Linked DNA regions of Mus musculus: region 2 is linked to region 1. A link is a contact called in ENCODE POLR2A ChIA-PET data. All regions are on one chromosome and are shown on one strand. Each heading gives the region's core, a stretch centred on a gene start or an enhancer-like site at or near the end of the contact. The rest is flanking DNA. Distances are from core to core; before and after follow the strand shown. Region 1 overlaps Npffr1 (neuropeptide FF receptor 1). Region 2 holds the start of Sar1a (secretion associated Ras related GTPase 1A).

Region 1 (4,831 bases), core at 1,274-3,773:
CCATGACTGCTCCTGGATATGGTGGAGGAGAAAGCTTATTATAGATATGTGGGTGAGAACGGCCAGAGGCAGGGACATCTCAGAGAGTCCAGAGTGGTCCTGATCCTGAACCTCGTGGGGAGAGGGGGAGGGGGAGGGAGAGCGGGAAACCAAGTACAGCAGCCATGAGGCCAAAGGTGCAAAAGGAAGTGGGAGGTAGCCCAAAATGTCTAGGCTATATAGGGAGGAGCCTCTGTGGGAAGGGCAGCCCAGTGTCTGGGCTGGAGAGTTCAGGGTAGAGGGTGGGGTAGGTCAGCTATACCCAGTAACAGGTAGCAACCGAGGGATGCTGGGAGAACCTAAAGGCCAGGTCCGCTTTGATATGGTAAATAGGAACCTCAGTGGCCAGTCCTGGGTTGAACCCTTAGTACTGCCAGCTAATCTGTTTTAAAATAAAGATCTAAGCCTCTGGAGAGAGGTTGTTCCTTCCTCATCTATTCCACTAAATCCACCTAAAGCCATAACAATTTAGCCGGACTGTGCTGCCTCCTTCGCAAAAGACAAACCAATTTACTTGTAAATTAACCTGATTAGTGCCGAAGCAGTTCTCGGGTGCTGCCTAAGTGCAGTGATGAATGTTTGGTATCGTATTCCAGTAGCATCCGAAACTGCCTCAAGTAGGGTGATGAATGTCACGTGTCCTCTTCCAGTGGCCCCTAGTCAGGTCATCTCTGGCCCGCTGGGCCTCCAGGGATCCTCCCAGACACTTACTCTGTTTCTCTTCCCACCCCTTCGCCTGCAGGTTCCGCTGCATCGTACACCCTTTCCGTGAGAAGCTGACCCTCCGGAAGGCGCTGCTCACCATAGCGGTGATCTGGGCGCTGGCGCTGCTCATCATGTGTCCCTCGGCGGTCACTCTGACCGTCACGCGAGAGGAGCATCACTTCATGCTGGATGCTCGCAACCGCTCCTACCCTCTCTACTCGTGCTGGGAGGCCTGGCCCGAGAAGGGCATGCGCAAGGTCTACACCGCCGTGCTCTTCGCGCACATCTATCTGGCGCCGCTGGCGCTCATCGTGGTGATGTACGCGCGCATCGCGCGCAAGCTGTGCCAGGCCCCCGGTCCAGCGCGCGACGCGGAGGAGGCGGTGGCCGAGGGTGGCCGCGCGTCGCGCCGCAGGGCCCGCGTGGTGCATATGCTGGTCATGGTGGCGCTCTTCTTCACCTTGTCCTGGCTGCCACTCTGGGTGCTGCTGCTGCTCATCGACTACGGGGAGCTGAGCGAGCTGCAGCTGCACTTGCTGTCCGTCTACGCCTTCCCGTTGGCACACTGGCTGGCCTTCTTCCACAGCAGCGCCAACCCCATTATCTACGGCTACTTCAACGAGAACTTCCGCCGCGGCTTCCAGGCTGCCTTCCGGGCACAGCTCTGCTGGCTTCCCTGGGCCGCCCACAAGCAAGCCTACTCCGAGCGGCCTGGCCGCCTCCTGCGCAGGCGGGTGGTGGTGGACGTGCAACCCAGCGACTCAGGGCTGCCATCGGAGTCTGGCCCCAGCAGTGGGGTCCCAGGGCCTAACCGGCTGCCATTGCGCAATGGGCGTGTGGCCCACCAGGATGGCCCGAGGGAAGGGCCTGGCTGCAACCACATGCCCCTCACTATCCCAGCCTGGAACATTTGAGGTGGTCCAGAGAGGGAACGTCCTGTAGGCCTGTGGCCCTGACCCTTAACTATGATGCCTGGGCACAATAGCAGTATTAGAAGAGGGTGCCGAGATGCCTCCTTGATAAAAAAAAAAAAAAAAAAAAAAAAAAAAAAACGAGACAGTGAGGCATTGAGACCCAGGGAGAGGTGACAAGGTCTCACCGTTGGGAATCCTACTTGACCCAGACTCCAGTAAGTCTCCCCAGGAAAATGTGTCACTAGGTGGTTAGGAAGAGGTGACCACTTCTACACACTGAGCACCTGTGACCGAGTCCCCTGTGCTGTGTTGCTGAGAGAGCTCCCCTTGGCCCTTTCCTGGGAAACATCCAAGCTCTCCGCTTGCCAGGGCCAGTGTTTGAGTTGTTTTATTCCAGGAAGTGCCATACCCACTTCAGCATGTCACAACTGAGCAGCTCCAAGAAGAACCCTAGGGAGCCCATTTAAATGGCACTGGGTTGAGCCTAAGGGAGACTCCCCCCCCCCCCCCCAGAGCCAAGCAGAGCTTCCAACAGTACCAAGAGCTCATGGGTGGCAGGCAAGGGGAAAAGGAAGACAGCAATGCCAACTCTCCCCTCAGGAAATATCTTAGTGGGCCAGTGAGCATGAACCTTTGTCGGGGCATTTCTTCTTTGTTTACTGGGAAGGAGAAGGTGGTCAGTCGGGATGTGGTGAGGCCCCAGCACGACACAGACAAACTCTTCCACCGTGTGTGACTTATGAACCCTGAACGCAGAGGAGAGTAGGAGAGCCTGCATGCACGACAGCGCTCACCCACGATGCCTGCCATCATCTTGACAGATGCATGCACCCCAGCTCTCACCCGGTATATCTGCCGTCAGACGCACAGCTCTCATCGTACAGTCACCTTGGCAGAGCACAGCTTCTCCCCAGGAGGTGAGGAAATGGCTTGCCCCTGCCGGTTTCTCCTGCCACTTCAATCATGTGCACTTAACTGGACACATTCTCGCTTCCATTACCACAGTGGCCAGAAATTTTAGGAATTTAAAAAAAGGGGCGGGGGACATTTCAAGGGTCCAGGGCTCTGAGCTCCTGTTGATTTCTTAACACGCTCTGGCTGGCCCTTTGCTGTTCCCAGGTCTGTCCTAAGCAATGTCTATAGCAGCAGAAGAAATGGCCTCACGGTTGGTTGTACACGTCCAAGCAGGTCTCTGAACACTGTCATCTGACTCATAAAATGTTCTGGCTGTTTCACAGAGCAACCGAGGCCCAGTAGGACCAGGGTCACAGGGCCACAGACAGCAATGTTTGGATTAGGCTTGCCTTAGATAGCTTGAACCAACCATATCCTGCCTTTCAGAGAAGGTAGGCATGGCAGGGGGGAGCGCCGGATGAGAAGGAACTCCAAGGAATGACTCCAAGTTCTGGGGCTGGGGCAGGAAACCATCTGCATTATGTTGGCCTTGTGACCTCCAGCCAGAGCTGTTCTGAACTCGATTCCTATGCTGAGGAAGCTGTCAAGCTCCCTCCAGGTGCTGTGTAGTCTGCGAGGAGGCTGGGAGTGATTGGTGTAGTCAGGCCAGATGTGGCCTGAACTGGTCCTCTGCAAGGCCCTCTAAGTTGGTGCTGTCTTAGTATCACATGCACGATACAGTGGCCTGAGACTTGCTGGCTGTTTACCGAGAAGGCTTGTGACTCCCGGGCTCTAAAATTAGGCCACAGCAAGGACAGTGTCAACCCTGTCCCTGAGACTCCTGGGGACTGTGGGAGTTACAGTCTGCTCTCTGCTCTGGCCTTCAGCATGGCCTCTTAGAGACAAAATCACAGCTCTCCTCAGAAATCCTGTCCACCAAGGCCTCTGCTTCAGTTTCCCCAAACGCCTTGCTTTGAGAGGCCATGGTTGGCAAAAAGCAGGGCACCTGACACAGGTGGCCATCCCTGTGAATCATCCTTGTCCTTACTTGAGTAGGAGCAGAAGTGGCACCTGCCTGCCCATGGGCTTGGTCTGAGTACTGACAAGAACATCACAATGCTATAGAAAAGCCAGCAGTGGGGCTGGAGAGATGGCTCGGCGGTTAAGAACACTGACTGCTCTTCTGGAGGTTCTGAGCTCCAATTCCAGCAACTACATGGTAGCTCATAACCATCTGTATAGCTACAGTGTACTCATACACAAAAAAATAAGTAAATAAACCTTTTAAAAATGAAAGAAAGAAAGAAAAAAGAAGAGCCAGAAGCGTGTGAATGCTGGGGTCTTGTTTCTTCGTACATGTGTTAGAATACATCCAATGTTCAAACTTCCCATTAGCCCTTTTGAAGTGTACATACAGGGCTGGAGAAATGGCTCAATGGTTAAGAGTACTGACTGCTCTTCTGAAGGTCCTGAGTTCAAATCCCAGCAACCACATGGTGGCTCACAACCATCTGTAATGGGATCTTATGCCCTCTTCAGGTGTGTCTGAAGACAGCGACAGAGTACCCACATACATGAAATAAATAAACAAATCTTTTTTTTTTAAGTGTACATACAGTTCAGGGGCACTGAGTATTCATGTTGCAATGTAACCAGCACCCTTTCTAGCACTGTATTAGCCTAAATGGAAACTATGGACCCATTGACACCAGCTCCCCATCCCTGCTCCTCCCAGCCACTGTCCTTTCACTTTGATTTTGACACTCTTGTGAGTCCCTGCAAATGAAACCACTCAGCATCTTTCCTTTTGTGGCTCTTGCAACACACGAACACCTTTCAAGTTCCACTCATGCTGTTGCATGGATCAGAATTCCTTTCCTTCTGTGGCTAGACACACTATTCCATGTCTATCTGATATCTTCCTTCTCTGGCAGTGTGTTCTTGTTTCTGGTTCAGCTGTTACAAGTCACTATGTATGCATGGGGGGGGTGAGTGGGAGGGTGTTAGATAATAAACCCAAGTCTTGAAAATAATACCCGTGTGAGCCCCAAGGATGGAGACTCCCAACAAGTCTCTTAACTTGGCGTTTAGGGGTAACTGAGCCTGTGCTCAACCCAGCTGCTCTGTGTTCTTCTGTGTTCCTTCTTGGCTGGAGAATAAAAAATGATGTGTTCTGTTCACAGGATATTTGTATGATGCTCTTTTTATAACTGTACCTTTGTCAGTCCCGACATGTGGGTCCGAGTGCACCTCTTGTGCCTACATCACTCAAATACAAT
Region 2 (4,950 bases), core at 693-3,192, 53 kb after region 1:
GCTGTATTCTGATACACCTTGCTGCATTGTTTTTTTGATTTTTAAAATGACCTTAGTCAGTTTGTGTCTATGAACATTTTACTTACATATATGTGTGTTGTGTGTTCTAAGAAGCCTTGAAGGTCAGAAAAGGGTGCTGGATCCCGTGGGACTGGAGTTACAGATGCTTGTGAGCAGCCATGTGGGTGCTGGGATTGAACTCATTCTTAGGGGAGATGTCACATGTACTTTTTAGCTTGGTGACCTCATGACTGAGACCTCACCAGACCCTCCTGTAGCTTTAGACCCATTTTTATGAAATGCCTGGTATCAAACTCTGGAAGTTGGAACCAACACTGGCTAACTAAGTCGCACTCACTTGCTTTCCTTCTTAGTTCACAGGAACCATTCCTTTGCCAGCCCTGGCATTTGCAGAGACTGCCCTCCCCACCCCACTTTCTGTGGTTCTGGAACTTGAACTCAGGTTGTCAGTCTTGATCTTTGAGCAGTGTGACTGCTAATCTTGGTTGTCAAGTTGATCACATCTGGAATTAACTAAGATGAAAGCAGCTGGTCACACCTGTGAGGGATTTTTCTTGATCGGATCATATGAAGTGGGAAGACCCACCCTAAATCTGGGCCACACTCTCGAGTGGCAGCCCACATAAAAGGACATGGAAGGAGGAGGCGTTTGCTTTTTTGCCTGCTTGCCCTCACTCTCCCTGGCAAGTTCATCTGTTCTGTTGTTGAGGCATCCCTCCATTGATATTAGGACCTACTTCTTTGGGATTCCAACTTCGACTGAAGACTACTGGCTATGTAGTAGTTCCCTAGATTCTCAGCATCAGATTGGGACTGCTGAGCCTATCAGTCTGGTATGGTCTGAACCATTACCCAACTCTTGGCCTTCCCATTGGGAAACAACCAATTGTTGGACTACTCAGACCACAGCCTGTAAGCCACTCTAATAAATCCTCTTAACGATATATTGGGGTTAGAGAGATGGCTGAGCAGTGAAGAGCACTGGATGGTCTTCCAGAGGACTTGGGTTCAATTCCCAGCAGAGATATGCTCACTAGAATCTCACCATGGTCTATAACTCCCGTTCCAGGAGATCTGACACCCTTTTGGTCTCTGCAGGCAACAAACATGTACATAGTACAGACATTCATGCAAACAAAACACTTGTAAATATTTTTTAAGTTGCACATGTATAATTATTCTATCTCTGTTCCTTATTTATTCGTTTGTTTAAGACAGGGTATCGCCGTGTAACTCTGGCTGGCCTGGAACTCAGAGATCCATAGACATTAGCTTCCCAAGGGCTGGCATTAAAGGCGTGCATCACAATGCGGGGCCAGTTGTGGTTCCTCTGAGAGCCCTGGCTAAAACAGTAGGCAAACCTACCTTGACCTGATGGATGAGCTATTTTGCAAGCCCCAGTTAACTGATTTGTTCAGTGGAGCTATTAATACGTACTGAGGGTTAAACCAGATGAAGGATCCCAAGCAGTCAGGGTACTGCCCAAAACTGCTCATTAAACTCTTGTTGCTTTTATTTAGAAAGCTGAAAAATAGAAACGCTATCCCAAGGCGGGGAAAACAACTTAAAACGATGACTAGGTGACATCCACCTAGGTTGAGGTCTCCAAAGTCAATTCTACTGTCCTAGACTCTACTGATATCTGGCAGCCTCCGCTTCTGATGTCCGGCGCGCGTCTGAAAACATACTGGGATCGGAAGCCCCAGGCTGCTTAAGTAGCTGCTTAAGTTGGGGACAGAAGCCCAGGCCGCCTGACAGACGCTGCCACGTCTTACCCCGCTTGAGAGCCTCCACAGAGCGGGCGGAGCCTCACCCCGAGCGTACGTCACTCCTTAGGCCCGCCTCTCCGCGGCCAGAGTGGCTGTTAGGGCGGTACCCACAGCCCGGACGGCGTGACGCGTCGAGGGGGCGGGGCACGTGCGTGCCCGGAAGTCTCAGGGAGGGGCGTGACGTACATCCGGCGCGTAGCTGGCGGACCCGGGGACTGCTGGTCTGTGTGCTCTGAGGGAGGGTCGCGCCGCCAGCCACCGCCGGAGGAGCCCCTCGGGCCGTGAGTCGGGGCCCCAGCGGAGGAGGTGGCGGTGGGGCAGCGGGCCCGGGACGGGCCACAGCGAAGGCCGGGGCGCGGGGCCGCCGCGGAGGGGCTGGGTGGGGGTGCAGTGACACGCAGGCGGTTCCGCGGGCCGGCTCTGGGCGGGGACGGGCTGCGGGGTGGCGTGGCGGCGGTCGGGGTTTTTTTTGGGGGAGGAGACGGCTTCGTGGCCTCCATAGCGGAGGAGTCTGGTTCCTCGGTGAGGATAGCTGGAGCCCTGGCACTCATCCTTGCGTTCTGCAGATCGTGGCCCTCGAGTAGCGAGTGGGCGCTCGAGCCCCACGTTCAGCCTCTGGGTATCCGATGCCCTGTCTGGAACCCATGGTCTCTCCCTCCACCAACACCCCACTCCCATCCACCCTTTTTATTTTTCCTGTGCATGGAAAAATTCCCTCTTGGGCGATTATCGTAGATGAATGTTTTCTTCGTCATTTTTACCCAGGTGAGAATGGTACCGACCAATGGTACCATTGGTAGTCGTACCCTTTCTCAGTATCCTCCCTCACTGGGTGTTTCTTCAGTACCTGGGCACTGTCCGCTCAGGTTGAGAAGGGAGGGTTAGGGGGGAATTGTCAGGAAGCTGATCTTTGACATTCACCTTGCAGCTACGTAGACTTTCTTAGTTAATAGCCAGCTGCCTTCTATCCCAGATTCACCCGGAGTGAATATGTTTGAGAGTACGTTTTTTATTGCTTGATGGTCTTTCTGGCACTTGTTTGTTCCCATCTTGATATTTGCACGGTTTTTACTTAAGGTTCATGAATTGTGTTGTTGGTTTTAATATTCTTAACATTCCATAGATGATAGAGTAGACGAAGAATAGAAAATAGTGTGTTCTTAAGATTATCGTCTGTGTAGGTGGTAGGTTAAGGAAGAAAGTTACCTTTTACCCTTTTGGAAGTCTTATGATTGGAATTTAATATTAGCAGGAAAAGGGCTTTGGTTTTAGGTGAGAGGCTTTTCTTCTTAAATACCTTATTTTTATTTGATGTGAATTGTTGTTTTACCTCCATGTGTGCCTGTGTGAGATCCCCTAGAGATGAAGTTACAGTTCTGAGCCGCATGTGGGTGCTGGGGCTTGAACCCAGGGCCTCTGGGAGAGCAGTTGGTACTCTGAACCTCTGATCCGTCTCTCCTGGCTTTTGGAACTGATGCTTTTGACCGCACAGTCTTGAACAGGACAGGGAGCCTAAAGAGTGTCCTCGTCTTCATCTTGGCTTGCTAGAGTTGGTGGGAGGATGAGATGAAGGTATTTGTGCTGGTGCTGTATAAATTCTAAGGTTGCTGGTGGATGAATTGGTTCAGATCCCGAGATCTCAAGGACAGTGTCAGCAAGGCCATTTCTTCAGCTTTGGGCAGCAGTACAGCCCAACTCTGGGCTCTGAGAGGAGTACTACTTTTTTTTTTTTTTAAGATTTATGTATTTATTTTATGTATATGAGTACACTGTAACTGTTAGACACACCAGGAGAGGGCATCGGATCCCATTACAGATGGTTGTGAGCCATCATGTGGTTGCTGGGAATTGAACTCTGGAAGAGCAGTCAGTGCTCTTACCCACTGAGCCATCTCTCCAGTCCCAGTACTACTTTTTAACATCACTGAAGAATTCATTCTAATACTTTTCCTTATCATTTTGGTAGGAAGGCTTTTAAAACAAGAACTGGGAAGGAAAATAAATTGGAAAATGAAAGTAAGTCAGTTACGTTACCACTTAAAAAAATCCTCTAAAGTATCACATTTGTAGAATTAACCAGGCTGAGAATATTTGCTTTCCTTTTCTTTGTTTTTGTTTTTGTTTTTGTTTTTTGTTTGTTTGTTTGTTTTGTTTTGTTTTCCTTTGAAACAGAGTGTCACTATGTAGCCTACTTTGGCTTGGTGAAGCTGCAACACACTAAAGCTCCTCTTCCTGCCTCAGCCTCTCAGGTGCTGTGGTCAAAGCTTTCACACCCATGTCCATCTTGGGAATTCTTCTAAAGAGATGTGGCTAAAAACAAAGTGCTGGACTATTGGCAGCAAACCAGTGCACATGAATTAGACTTGTTGGGTGTAAGAGGCCACAGTAGGCCACAGCCTGTTAAAGATGAACTGGGTCTCTCCTGGAATAAAGTGAGAGATAAGGGAGGATGTCTGGCTAGGGGGACTGTAGAAGAAAGATGTATTGTTTTATTTACTCAATAAACTTGAATTTAAACATGTATTTGTTACTGGCTTCTTAAAGTGCTAAGTTGTGCAGGTTTGTCAGTGCCAAGAATCGAACCCAGGGCCATGCATTTTAGCTAAGAATCCCTTGCTTGCACTGAGCTATGCTCCCAGCCTCCCCTCCATACGTTTTTTTTTTTATTTTTTTCTTGGTGATGGGACCTCATGATTCAGGCTGGCTTCAATTCATTGTATGGGTGAGACACCAGCATTTTTGTTTTGGGTTTTTTGTTTGTTTGTTTGTTTGTTTGTTTTTGAGACAGGGGTTTTGATGTGTAGCTTAAGCTGGCCTTCAATTCCCTATGTAGCCCAGGCTGGCCTTTGAACTTGTGATCTTTCTTCTTGAGCCTCTTGAATGGTAAGATTGCAAGTGTGTACTTCCCCTCCTGGCTATTACTTAACATGCAAAATGTGTTCTGTGTGCCACAGTTTCTGTCTGTACCTTCACCCAAATGTTGCTCTTTCATAAAAGCTGAGTGGAGCAAGCATGAGGTAGTTTCTAAGGTTTACAGGTCAGGCCATAGGCTTGATAAAACCACAGTAATTTGATAGTTTGCTTTCATCTAGCATCTTTGAAGAATTCAGGTGAGACTGCGTAGTAGCATTCAGGATGCTGAAGCATAAGGATAGCTTAA

The links. ChIA-PET counts read pairs that join two places held with the same protein, here RNA polymerase II (POLR2A).
Region 2: POLR2A ChIA-PET joins it to region 1 with 12 read pairs in Patski. The contact joins the promoter of Sar1a here to the enhancer-like site in region 1. POLR2A ChIA-PET finds 5 or more read pairs at or near these places in 3 of 5 experiments (Patski and embryonic stem cell).

What each region holds. Positions count from the first base shown.
Region 1 is chr10:61,624,728-61,629,558 of GRCm38, forward strand. Npffr1 (neuropeptide FF receptor 1) reads left to right here. Exons shown (of 4, transcript NM_001177511.2): 4 at 782-4,737. The coding sequence ends at 1,658. Among named protein-coding and RNA genes, the nearest start is that of Ppa1, 21 kb to the right of the region's middle. Within about 2 kb of position 2,524, at least 2 of the 3 ENCODE cell types and tissues checked have a DNase peak (open chromatin) inside an H3K27ac peak, as active enhancers do.
Region 2 is chr10:61,678,343-61,683,292 of GRCm38, forward strand. It overlaps Sar1a (secretion associated Ras related GTPase 1A), which reads left to right and starts at 1,943. Exons shown (of 7, transcript NM_009120.3): 1 at 1,943-2,071. It overlaps 1700022H01Rik (RIKEN cDNA 1700022H01 gene), which reads right to left and starts at 1,948. Exons shown (of 2, transcript NR_126477.1): 1 at 1,797-1,948.